Linked DNA regions of Homo sapiens: region 1 is linked to region 2. Evidence: read pairs that join two places in POLR2A ChIA-PET (ENCODE). Cell type or tissue: PC-3. All regions are shown on one strand. Region 1 overlaps ALPL (alkaline phosphatase, biomineralization associated). Region 2 overlaps ECE1 (endothelin converting enzyme 1).

Region 1 (5,000 bases), 290 kb before region 2:
AAACCACCCCCACGGACAGAATGCTGTGTAACGTACAAGGACACTTACAACTCCAAGGCCATATTAAGTACATTAGCATAGGGACTTCGGTGAGCTGTGGGAATGGCAGTGGGGAGGCAGGGAGCAGGGACAAAGGAAAAAATGAATAAACAAAACAAGAACTGAGAGCTTATTTGGGTATGTCATGTGCTAAGTGAGATAACGTATCCCACTCTCTCTGCACTGAGGGTCCAAAACAGGTGAGCGAATAAAGAAAAATAAAAGTGTAGTGACCCGGGAGCACTGAAAGGCTCATCCAGCCCCACATGATTATTCTTCCGGTTATTGGTCTGTCTCTCCTCCCTGCTAGCCTGAAGCTCTGTGAACGTAAAGACCAACATCTTACCCATCTCTGCATCCCGAGCCCTTGCACATGGTAGCAGTTCCATAAGTGCCACCAGTTCAGGCTGGGATGCTCTGAATTTTGGCCCCAGGGATAGGCATTGAGATAGGCTTGGCCTGGAGGCAGGTGCCTTCTCCCATAGCCTCCGCTCAGGACAAGGAGAGGGTGGGGACCTGGGAAAGCCTTCAGAACCCAGAGCCTCCCTGCTGGCCCCACCCCTAGGACCCCTCCCCCTCGCAGAGGCTCCTGGCTGCTCTGTGGCAGCCCTGGAAGCGGAGGGGCCCAGTTTGGGGCTGTGGGGGCCCCGGCTGCCCACCACCCTCTGCCAATGTCTGCCAGCTTAAAATGGGGCCTCCGGGTGTGTGTCAGCCCCATCGCCACCCCCTCCCTCCCTTCTCTGCCAGGCTCCCGGCTCCTCCGTAGCCTGATTACGCATGGCCAGTGCAGAAGCCCCGGCTAGGCTGTGGCGCCAGAGGAGCAGCTACTTGGCAGTTCAGTGCAGGGGGCTGAGGAGCCAGGCAGGCCTTAGCTCTGAGGACTGATTCAGCAACCCAGGCAGAGGGCCCGGGAGCATCCTGGAGTGGGGCAAAAAGCCAGCCTTGGGCTGGGTCTCAGAAGATCTGGGGCAAATGATAGAAGAATGGGACAAACGTGTCACTACCATTTCTTAGGCCCTCATGTTCCACTCAGCCCCATGCTGTTTACATCCCTGATCTCACAATATGGATGAAGAGCCCCCGTTTTGTAGCTTAGGAAACCCAACAGAGGGTTTGGCTAGTCTTCGACTATGCGCCATTTAAGCCCAGGCTGACGCCAGGGCTCAACCTCTCCGGGCCTTGGTTTCCCCACCATGAAGAGTAAGAGAAATGAGTGCCCCGCTTGCTCCATCTCACGAGAACAAATGGAAGCTGAACGAGCTTAGGGCAGGGAATTTGGCGGGATGCAGGGGGAGTCAGGCCAGCTGAGTTCCCCTACCTGAGCGGCCTGGCCAGGCGGCAAGTGAAGAAACAAAGGAGGCCCAGGATCAGCCCCAGGAGGAGGAGGCTGAGGGCCACCGTGAGGACCACATCCAGGATGGGGGACAGGAGGGCCATCTTGGGGCAAAGAGGGCCCCTGGGAGCAGCCACCACGCCCTGCACACACTCGGTCACACTAGCTCCAAAGCCCTGGGTCAGTGGCCGTGACCCGCTTTATCCCTGGGTTAATCTTTGTGGATTAGTCAGAAGGGATGAAACGGGGTGCTGGGGTGGGAGGGGGAGCAGGCTACGAAGCTCCTCTCTCCCATTTGAGCCCCGGGGGAGGGCCCGATGCTTGTTCATTCAACTTTGTTCATTCATTCCTCACTCCCAAACACCTACAGAGCACCTGCTGAGTATCTCTGTGCTAGGTTCTATGGAAACAGTCGGGAACGGGACAGAGTTTCTGTCAGCTTGGAGGTAACTGACCAGCCAGTGTGGACAAAGCACCTACTGTATGCTAGACATTGTGCCAGGTGCCCTGTGGGGCAAAAACATGGAAGGGAACCCCTTGGCTAGTAACACAGTAGGTTTTCCCCTAACAGCAGCAGCTGTTCCAGCCCATCTATGGGCCTAGAAATCTGAGTTGGTGCTTACCCCAGCCAGAGGGATGCACCCATGCTCAGAAGAAGACGAACTGCTCTTATTGAGCACCAACTGTGTACCAGGCCCCATCTGGGCTAGGGACTAGTATCCCCATTTGCAGAGAAACAGAGGCTCAGAGGTGCAATGGTGGAGTTGGGATTTAAGCCCAAATCTGGGGGTCTCCACGGCCCGTACCTCAGAACTGAGATAGCAGCAGCCTACGGAGGCTTTAGTGAAGCCCTGCCAGGCGCTGGCCTAAAGCCAGCAGTCACCCAGGAGGCAGCACACACAGGCTGGAGGTGGACGAGCTGTTGCCAGCACGGAGGGGCCTTTTCTGCTTCCAAAATTGTCTCCCCAACCCAGATCCAATCTCTCCTAAAACATCCTGTGAAGTCAGGAGAGTGGTTATGATTCCCATCTCACAGATTCAGAAACGGCCCAGAGAGGTCAAGCCACTTGGATATGCACAGCTGTGCACCATTAGACCAGGCCTTTTCTGATCACACTTCCTGTCTCCTGGTACACCTCAGATCCCATGGTCCAAAATACCCAAGGTCAGGAGGAGACACTTTTACCCTCTTGGTGCCAAGGAAAGTCCCCTCTTCTTGACCCCAGAAAGGCCACTGACCTCACCATAACAGGAAAACTAATCTCGTTACTCCATTACGCCCTTTTCTTTCTCAACATTCCCGTAACTCAAATTGCGTCAGATCCTCACAACATCCTAGTGATACTGGCAGGGTGGGGATTATTAGCCCTATTGATAAAAGAAAAACTTCAGCTGAATTAAATTTAAAAGAATTGCCTGCAATCCCAGCACTTTGGGAGGCTGAGGTGGGTGGATCACGAGGTCAGGAAATCGAGACCATCCTGGCCAACATGATGAAACCCCGTGTCTACTAAAAATACAAAAATTAGCTGGGCATGGTGGTGTGTGCCTATAATCCCAGCTACTCGGGAGGCTGAGGCAGGATAATCGCTTGAACTAGAGAGTTAGAGGTTGCAGTGAGCTGAGATCGTGCCACTGTACTCCAGCCTGGCAACAGAGCGAGACTCTGTCTCAAAATAAAATAAAATAAAATATAAAAAAATAAATTTAAAAGAGTTTAATTGAGCAATGAACGATCTGCAAATTAGGCAGCCTCCTGAGCCGGAGTAGGAACCAGCGCAGCCACTTAGTAGAAGAAGATTTATGAACAGAAAAGGAAAGTGAGGTGCAGTCAGATTGGTTACAGCTTAGCACTTGTCATTTGAACACGGTTTGAACAGTTGGCGACATTTGATTGGCTAAAACTTGGTAATTGGTGGCTGGGCATGGTGGCTCACTCCTGTAATCCCAGCACTTTGGGAGGCTGAGGAGGGTGGATCACCTGAGGTCAGGAGTTCGAGACCGGCCTGGCCAACATGATGAAACCCTGTCTCTACTAAAAATACAAAAATTAGCTGGGCATGGTGGCAGGCGCCTGTAATCCTAGCTACTTGGGTGGCTGAGGCAGGAGAATCGCTTGAACCCGGGTGGCGGAGGTTGTAGTGAGCTGAGATTACAATGCTGTACTCCAGCCTGGGCGACAGAGTGAGACTCTGTCTTAAAAAAAAACAAAAACAAAAACAAAAACAAAAAAACCCCCAAAACTTGGTGATTGGCACAAGTGTAGGCTATAGTCTGTTTACACCTCTATTTCTTATAGTTTACAATGTAGAGAAACTGCTAGGCTGAACTTAAAATATGTAAGAAGGCAGCATTAGGCTAGATTTGATTTAATAATTCCCTTCTTTTAGTTATTTTTTAAATTTTGAGACATTGACCAAAACGAGTCACTGATGTCACTATCACCATTGTAAATGTACTTATTTGGTCTCGAAACCCACTGGGAAACAGTAGGACAGTGGGTTTTGTAAGGTGGGAATAAAGACTTTAGGTTATTTTTTTTAAGGGTTAGAGGGTATTTTTTTTAATGTTGGAATGTCCTGTTTACAAGAAAAAAAAACAAAACAAAACCTGGTTTTAGCATTTATGTGTTCTTTTTAAAGTTTTAGTTTGATGATATCACATTTAGCACAAGTGACTCTATTTAGGTTTCGTCTGGTCTCTTGGGGCCTAGTGTATGCATTTAGTCCAAAACAACAGCCTCTCATAATTTTGTTTTTGTTTTGAGACAGTTTCACTTTGTCGCCCAGGCTGGCATGCAGTGGCACGGTCTTAGCTCACTGCAACCTCCGCCTTCCAGGTTCAAGCAATTCTCGTGCCTCAGCCTCCTGAGTAGCTGGGACTACAGGCGCATGCCACCATGCCCAGCTGATTTTTTTGTATTTTTTAGTAGAGACGGGGTTTCACCATGTTGCCCAGGCTATTCTTGAACTCCTGAGCTCAGGCAATCCACATGCCTCGGCCTCCCAAAGTGCTAGGATTACAGGTGTGAGCTACCACGCCCAGCTCATAATTTTGTTTTAAAATTCCCCCTTTTTGGTCAGGTTCTCACTTAGGTGAGAGTGTGACCCAAACTTAGGGCCTTAGCACCACTCTCAGTCACCACATTTTGAAACCAAGGCCTAGCAATGAAGTCACTGGGTGAGCTGTCACACAGCCAGCAAATCTGATCCAAGCCCAAGCTCCACCACTTCCCAGGTGTGTGTTGCTGGGTCAGTCCCTGCACCTCCGAAACTGTTTCCTTTGGCGTCTAACATTGGTTTCCCATTCAAGAACTACGGTGCACCAGGTGCTGACTGTGACACACCTGACCTGCTGTGTCCTCATTAACAACCCTGAGAGTGAGACAGAGCTGTCCCCCTTTACAGGTGAGAAAATGGAGGTCCACTTGGCCATGGTGAAGAGGTCACATCGATGGCAGGTACTGGGCCAGGCCCTGCACAGGCCTCCATGTGGGACCTACCCAGGGACACCCCTGTGCCAAGCTCTCTCCACCTCAGCTCAGCCGGGGGCCTTCCCCATCCAAGCCCACCCAGCTCCCAGGCCTGCTCCAAGGACACCCTCCAAGGCTCTACCAAGCAGCCTAATA
Region 2 (5,000 bases):
CGCAGAGTGTCATCTCCCTCCTTCCTTACCTTGTGACCAGCCGAATTTGACCTGTTGTCCGTTCCTTCTACTTTCAGGAAGAACACTAGGTCCCTGCCCTTTACCCTCCTCCAGCTGACAGGTGTATATGGGTCCGTCTTGGGACCTTGCGCTTCATGTGCTTCCTGGCTAGTGGGGGACACCAGCTAGAAACAACCCTGTCTCATTGCTGAGTGCTTTGGGCAAAAGCAGCGGGCCCTGGGAGCCAGGGGTGGGGAGAAGTCAGGGAAGGTGAGTCTAACGATAGATGAGCATTTCCAGGCCAACTGGGTGTCCCAGGCGGAGATGCAGGCCGTGCTAGGGCCCACGATCAGGGTCAGGGGAGCCTGGCCTCCTGCTGGTGCTGGCTGCCCTTCAGCTCCCAGAGAAACTGGCCTGAGGCTCAGTGGTGCTGCTCAGACCAGGATGGAGATCAACAGCTGCTGTTAGATACCATCTGGCACTCTTTTCCTGCTCTGAGGCCAGGAGGCTGAGGGTGATGTTGTTTGTGCATTATAATTTGGTTTGTTCCAGCCGATTTCTCAGCCTGAGGGGCCCCCGCAGTGCCTCAGCCCCCTACCGTGGCCATGATGCCAACTGTCTGTGCCAGGAATAGCGGAGAAGGCACAGGAGCCCTGAGCACATCAGCCCAGCATGGCCACCAGGTTCCCCCCAGGCATCCTATCACCACTGCTTCTGCTCTCTTCTTCCAAGCAGAGGAAGAAAGGCTTTTCCTGCCTCCCAGCTGCACAGCTGCCAAGGTGGGGGGAGTTTAGCAGACTCAGCAGCTTGTAGTACACAAGCCCTGGGCTTAGATTCAGAGGACTGTAAGCCCCTTGGAGCTCTAAGTGCTGGGATTATAAGCATGAGCCACCACGCCTGGCCAAACAGCCTCTGTGTTCTAAGTACCCAAAGTTCAATTAAGATCTTTAGGAAATATATGGATTCTCTCGAGTTTTTACAGATATTTCTGATTAAATTCTAATGTGAATTTGGCTGCCTTCCTTGTAAAATGGGCTTGGCTCGTTCACTCACCCCAGCTGTGTGCCAGAACACAAATGAGACATAGCCCTTGCCCTCACAAGGGACTGTGGTTCCTCTTTTTTTTTTTTTTTTTTTTTTTTGAGACAAAGTCTTGCTCTGTCGCCCAGGATGGAGTGCAGTGGCATGATCTCAGCTTACTGCAACCTCTGCCTCCCAGGTTCAAGCGATTCTCCTGCCTCAGCCTCCTGAGTAGCTGGAATTACAGGCAGGCACCACCACGCCCGGCTAATTTTTGTATTTTTAGTAGAGTCGGGGTTTCACCATGTTGGTCAGGCTGGTCTCGAACTCCTGACCTCATAATCCACCCGCCTCGGCGTCCCAAAGTGCTGGGATTACAGGCATGAGCCACCGCACCTGGCCTGTGGTTCTTTTTTTTTTTTTAATTTGAGACAGAGTCTCGCGCTCTCGCCCAGGCTGGAGTGCAGTGGCGCCATCTCGGCTCTCTGCAAGCTCCACCTCCTGGGTTCACGCCATTCTCCCACCTCAGCCTCCCGAGTAGCTGGGACTACAGGCACCCGCCACCACGCCCGGCTAATTTTTTTGTATTTTTAGTAGAGACCGGGTTTCACCGTGTTAGCCAGGATGGTCTCGATCTCCTGTCTTCGTGAGTTGCCCGCCTCGGCCTCCCAGAGTGTTGGGATTACAGGCGTGAGCCACCGCGCCCGGCCTGTGGTTCTTAACTTTAAGTCACAGAGTCCTTTGAGAACAGATCAAAAACCATGGACTATCTCCCAGAATAAATGGGTATATATGCATATTTTTAAAATTATGTCTGACATTTAAAGACGTCCTGGCCGGGCATGGTGGCTCAGGCCTGTAATTCCAGCACTTTGGGAGGCCGAGGCAGGTGGATCACCTGAGGTCAGGAGTTCAAGACCAGCCTGACCAATATGGTAAAACCCCGTCTCTACTAAAAATACAAAAATTAGCCGGGTGTGGTGGTGTGCGCCGGTTGTCCCAGCTACTCGGTAGGCTGAGGCAGGAGAATCACTTGAACCCAGGAGGCGGAGGTTGCATTGAGCCAAGATCACACCACTGCACTCCAGCTTGGGTGACAGAGCGAGACTCCGTCTCAAAAAAATAAAATAAAATAAAATAAAATAAAATAAAATAATAAAGAAGTCCTGGCCCCCTGAAGCCTGTGTTCTAAGTAAGAATCTCTTCCTGGCCTGCCACACAGGGTTGTTGGAGAATAAGTTGAGGTAAAGGATGAGAGTTCATTCAGTAAACTCATTTGCACAACCCAGTACAAGCATAACATATTATATTCATCATTATTGTTACTATTCCTTTGTTATTAGCGATGTCACCCAGGAACCCAGCACTAAATCAATTTGATTCATTCTACTCTGGGACAGAGAATGTCTTGTTCCCTGGTGTCTGGAAATGGGGTTTTCTTCCCATACTCCAGGTAACTTAGGGAAAAGCACGCCAGGTTTCACAGTGTGGTTCTAGGCTAGCCCTGCTGGGGTACAGAATGCTTCCAGGCTAGTCCCCAGCAGAGTCTGAACTCAGAGCTGTGAATCAGACACTCTTCCATTACTTCTGGGGGCCTGAGGACCTTCCCCTTCCTTTCTAGGACCCTCACGCCAAAGGCTGTTTGGGCCTGAGCCCCATTTTCTACCCCATTTCTCCAGCTGAGATGAAGCTCAGAAGCATTCTTCTCTTCTCTCCCAGTTTCAAACCTATTTGAATTGGTTGGTTTGTGACCCACAGTACTCCTTGGCTGCAGGTGTGGAAAATGGAGCTCACTGGTGTGCCCCAGAGGGTGTGAGTCACAAGTGGAATGTCCTAGTCAGTTAAAACAGCCGTCTCCATGGAGATGGAGCTAGGCACATGTGTTTAAGATAGGAGTTCACTAAAGCAGCCAGGATGGAAAATGTGAAAATCCTGGTATTCAACACATCTTATCTGACAGTCATGGGAACTTCCCTGCACAGAACACCTGCTTTCCCTAAAGGGCCAGGGTTGTGTTGAAGAGTACACAGGGATTTCTCACCGTCTTATATCTGTACCTTGATCAGAGAGTTCCAGTTGTCTGCAGTTTATGGAGCTCTCGTCCACTGTGTAAACACTGACAGTTTGTAAACTTGTCGATTTTCCCAAGGCCTTTGCCAACAGGTCATGCAGTCAGGTGGCTCTAATGGTGGAACCCTATTTGAGGATCTCACAAGCACAGCTCCAGTTTTTGTAGTCACAGAAATGTTAAAGATTAGCCTCAGAGGTTACCTGCCTGAGGGCCTCCTACCAGGAGGAGGGCAGAGAGGACAAGGTAAAGAGAAAAGAAACTCAGGGTTATTGGGCAAGCAGGTATAAGAGGCACAGATCTATCAGCTCTGGGAGGGGAGGCTGTTTTCCCCTTTTTAGAGAAAGAACGGAAAAAGGCTGGAGGTCCCAGAGCTGGTTCCTCCTGGGGATGCTGATCCAGGTCTGCTCATTCTTAGCTCATTCTTAGCCCAAGTGGCTCTTCCCAGCTCACCTAGCTGGCAGGGATGCACTGGAGCCCCCTGGCCCCCAAGTCCGCTGCGCACATCTCTTACCAGCTCCGCAGGTATTTTACCATCAGCCACGGTGGGAAGAGTTACCCAGAAACTGAGAGCCAGTTGTTAACTGTTTTGTTTTTGTTTTTGTTTTGAGACAGAGCTTCGCCCTGTTGCCCAGGCTGGAGTGCAGTGGCATGATCTTGGCTCACTGCAGCCTCCGCCTCCCAGGCTCAAGTGATTCTCATGCCTCAGCCTCCCAAGTAGCTGGGATTACAGGCGTGCACCACCACGCCTGGCTAATTTTTTTATACTTTTAGCAGAGATAGGGTTTCATCATGTTGGCCAGGCTGGTCTTGAACTCCTGGACTCAGGTGATTCTCCTGTCTTGGCCTCCCAAAGTGCTGGGATTTACAGGCATGAGCCACCGTGCCCGGCGCAGTTGTTAACTGTTTACCAGCACGCCACTGCCTTCAGGACCTGCCCTCCTCACAAATTCACCTGTCCTTTGAGGTCCTTGTTCCCCAGCAGCTGAGTTGCCCTTTTAAACCCAAAGAGATGAGTGAACCTGGGTTTTAGACCTCCACAGTGGCTAGTTAACTATGTGACCTCAGGAAAGTCACCTTACCCCATCTGCAAATTCAGCATCTCTTTTTTTTTTTGAGACTGAGTCTCGCTCTGTCGCCCAGGCTGGAGTGCAGTGGCGCGATCCCCGCTCACTGCAAGCTCTGCCTCCCGGGTTCATGCCATTCTCCTGCCTCAGCCTCCCGCGTAGCTGGGACTACAGGCGTCCACCATAATGCCCGGCTAATTTTTTGTATTTTTAGTAGAGATGGGGTTTCACCCTCTTAGTCAGGATGGTCTCCCTTTCCTGACCTCGTGATCTGCCCGCCTCGGCCTCCCAAAGTGCTGGGGTTACAGGCGTGAGCCACCGCGCCCGGCCTCAGCATCTGTTAAGCGGGGGTTTATGGCTACCTCCCTCACAGAGGGTGTCATCAGTATATACCAACAGGCTATAGACTGGTCTTACATTACAGATCAATTTTACTTTATTGATTGATTTTTCCATGTGAAGGCCATATGTGGAGCCTCTCTCACCTCCTTTGTCTTGCATTTTGTCCTTTTTCAAGAAAACAAAAGAGAATTTGGAATTGGACAGGCCCAGGAACATACATGGGAGACCTTGAACAAAGATTGTAATGGCCAATATTGATGAGTTGCTTGCTAAATGCCAGACATATCCATCTAAGTGATCGACATGTACAGGCATTTTTGCTGTAGCAGTATATATAATTCCAAAAAACCTTGTGTTCTGTAAAATCGCACACTAAAAATAGCAGTACGTGTGGGGAAAATAGAACAAGAGCAGAACAAAAGTTATGCAACTTTACTTGAGGATACTGTGCTAAGCGAAATAAGCCAATCACAAAAGGACAAATACTGCCTGATTCTACTTAT

Evidence for each region. Peaks named below come from ENCODE experiments on the same cell type or tissue, not always from the same donor. Only the 100,000 strongest peaks of a DNase experiment are listed, where the experiment ranks them.
Region 1: POLR2A ChIA-PET joins it to region 2 with 5 read pairs; 2 of 35 experiments call an interaction of 5 or more read pairs at or near these places.

What each region holds. Positions count from the first base shown.
Region 1 is chr1:21,543,880-21,548,879 of GRCh38, reverse strand. The region is part of intron 1 of ALPL (alkaline phosphatase, biomineralization associated); the gene reads right to left. Among named protein-coding and RNA genes, the nearest start is that of ALPL, 37 kb to the right of the region's middle. In PC-3, no CTCF peak of the experiment used is centred here; no DNase peak of the experiment used is centred here.
Region 2 is chr1:21,250,211-21,255,210 of GRCh38, reverse strand. The region is part of intron 8 of ECE1 (endothelin converting enzyme 1); the gene reads left to right. Among named protein-coding and RNA genes, the nearest start is that of ECE1, 38 kb to the left of the region's middle. In PC-3, no CTCF peak of the experiment used is centred here; DNase peaks (open chromatin) are centred at 2,860 and 3,130; H3K27ac peaks cover 4,595 bases.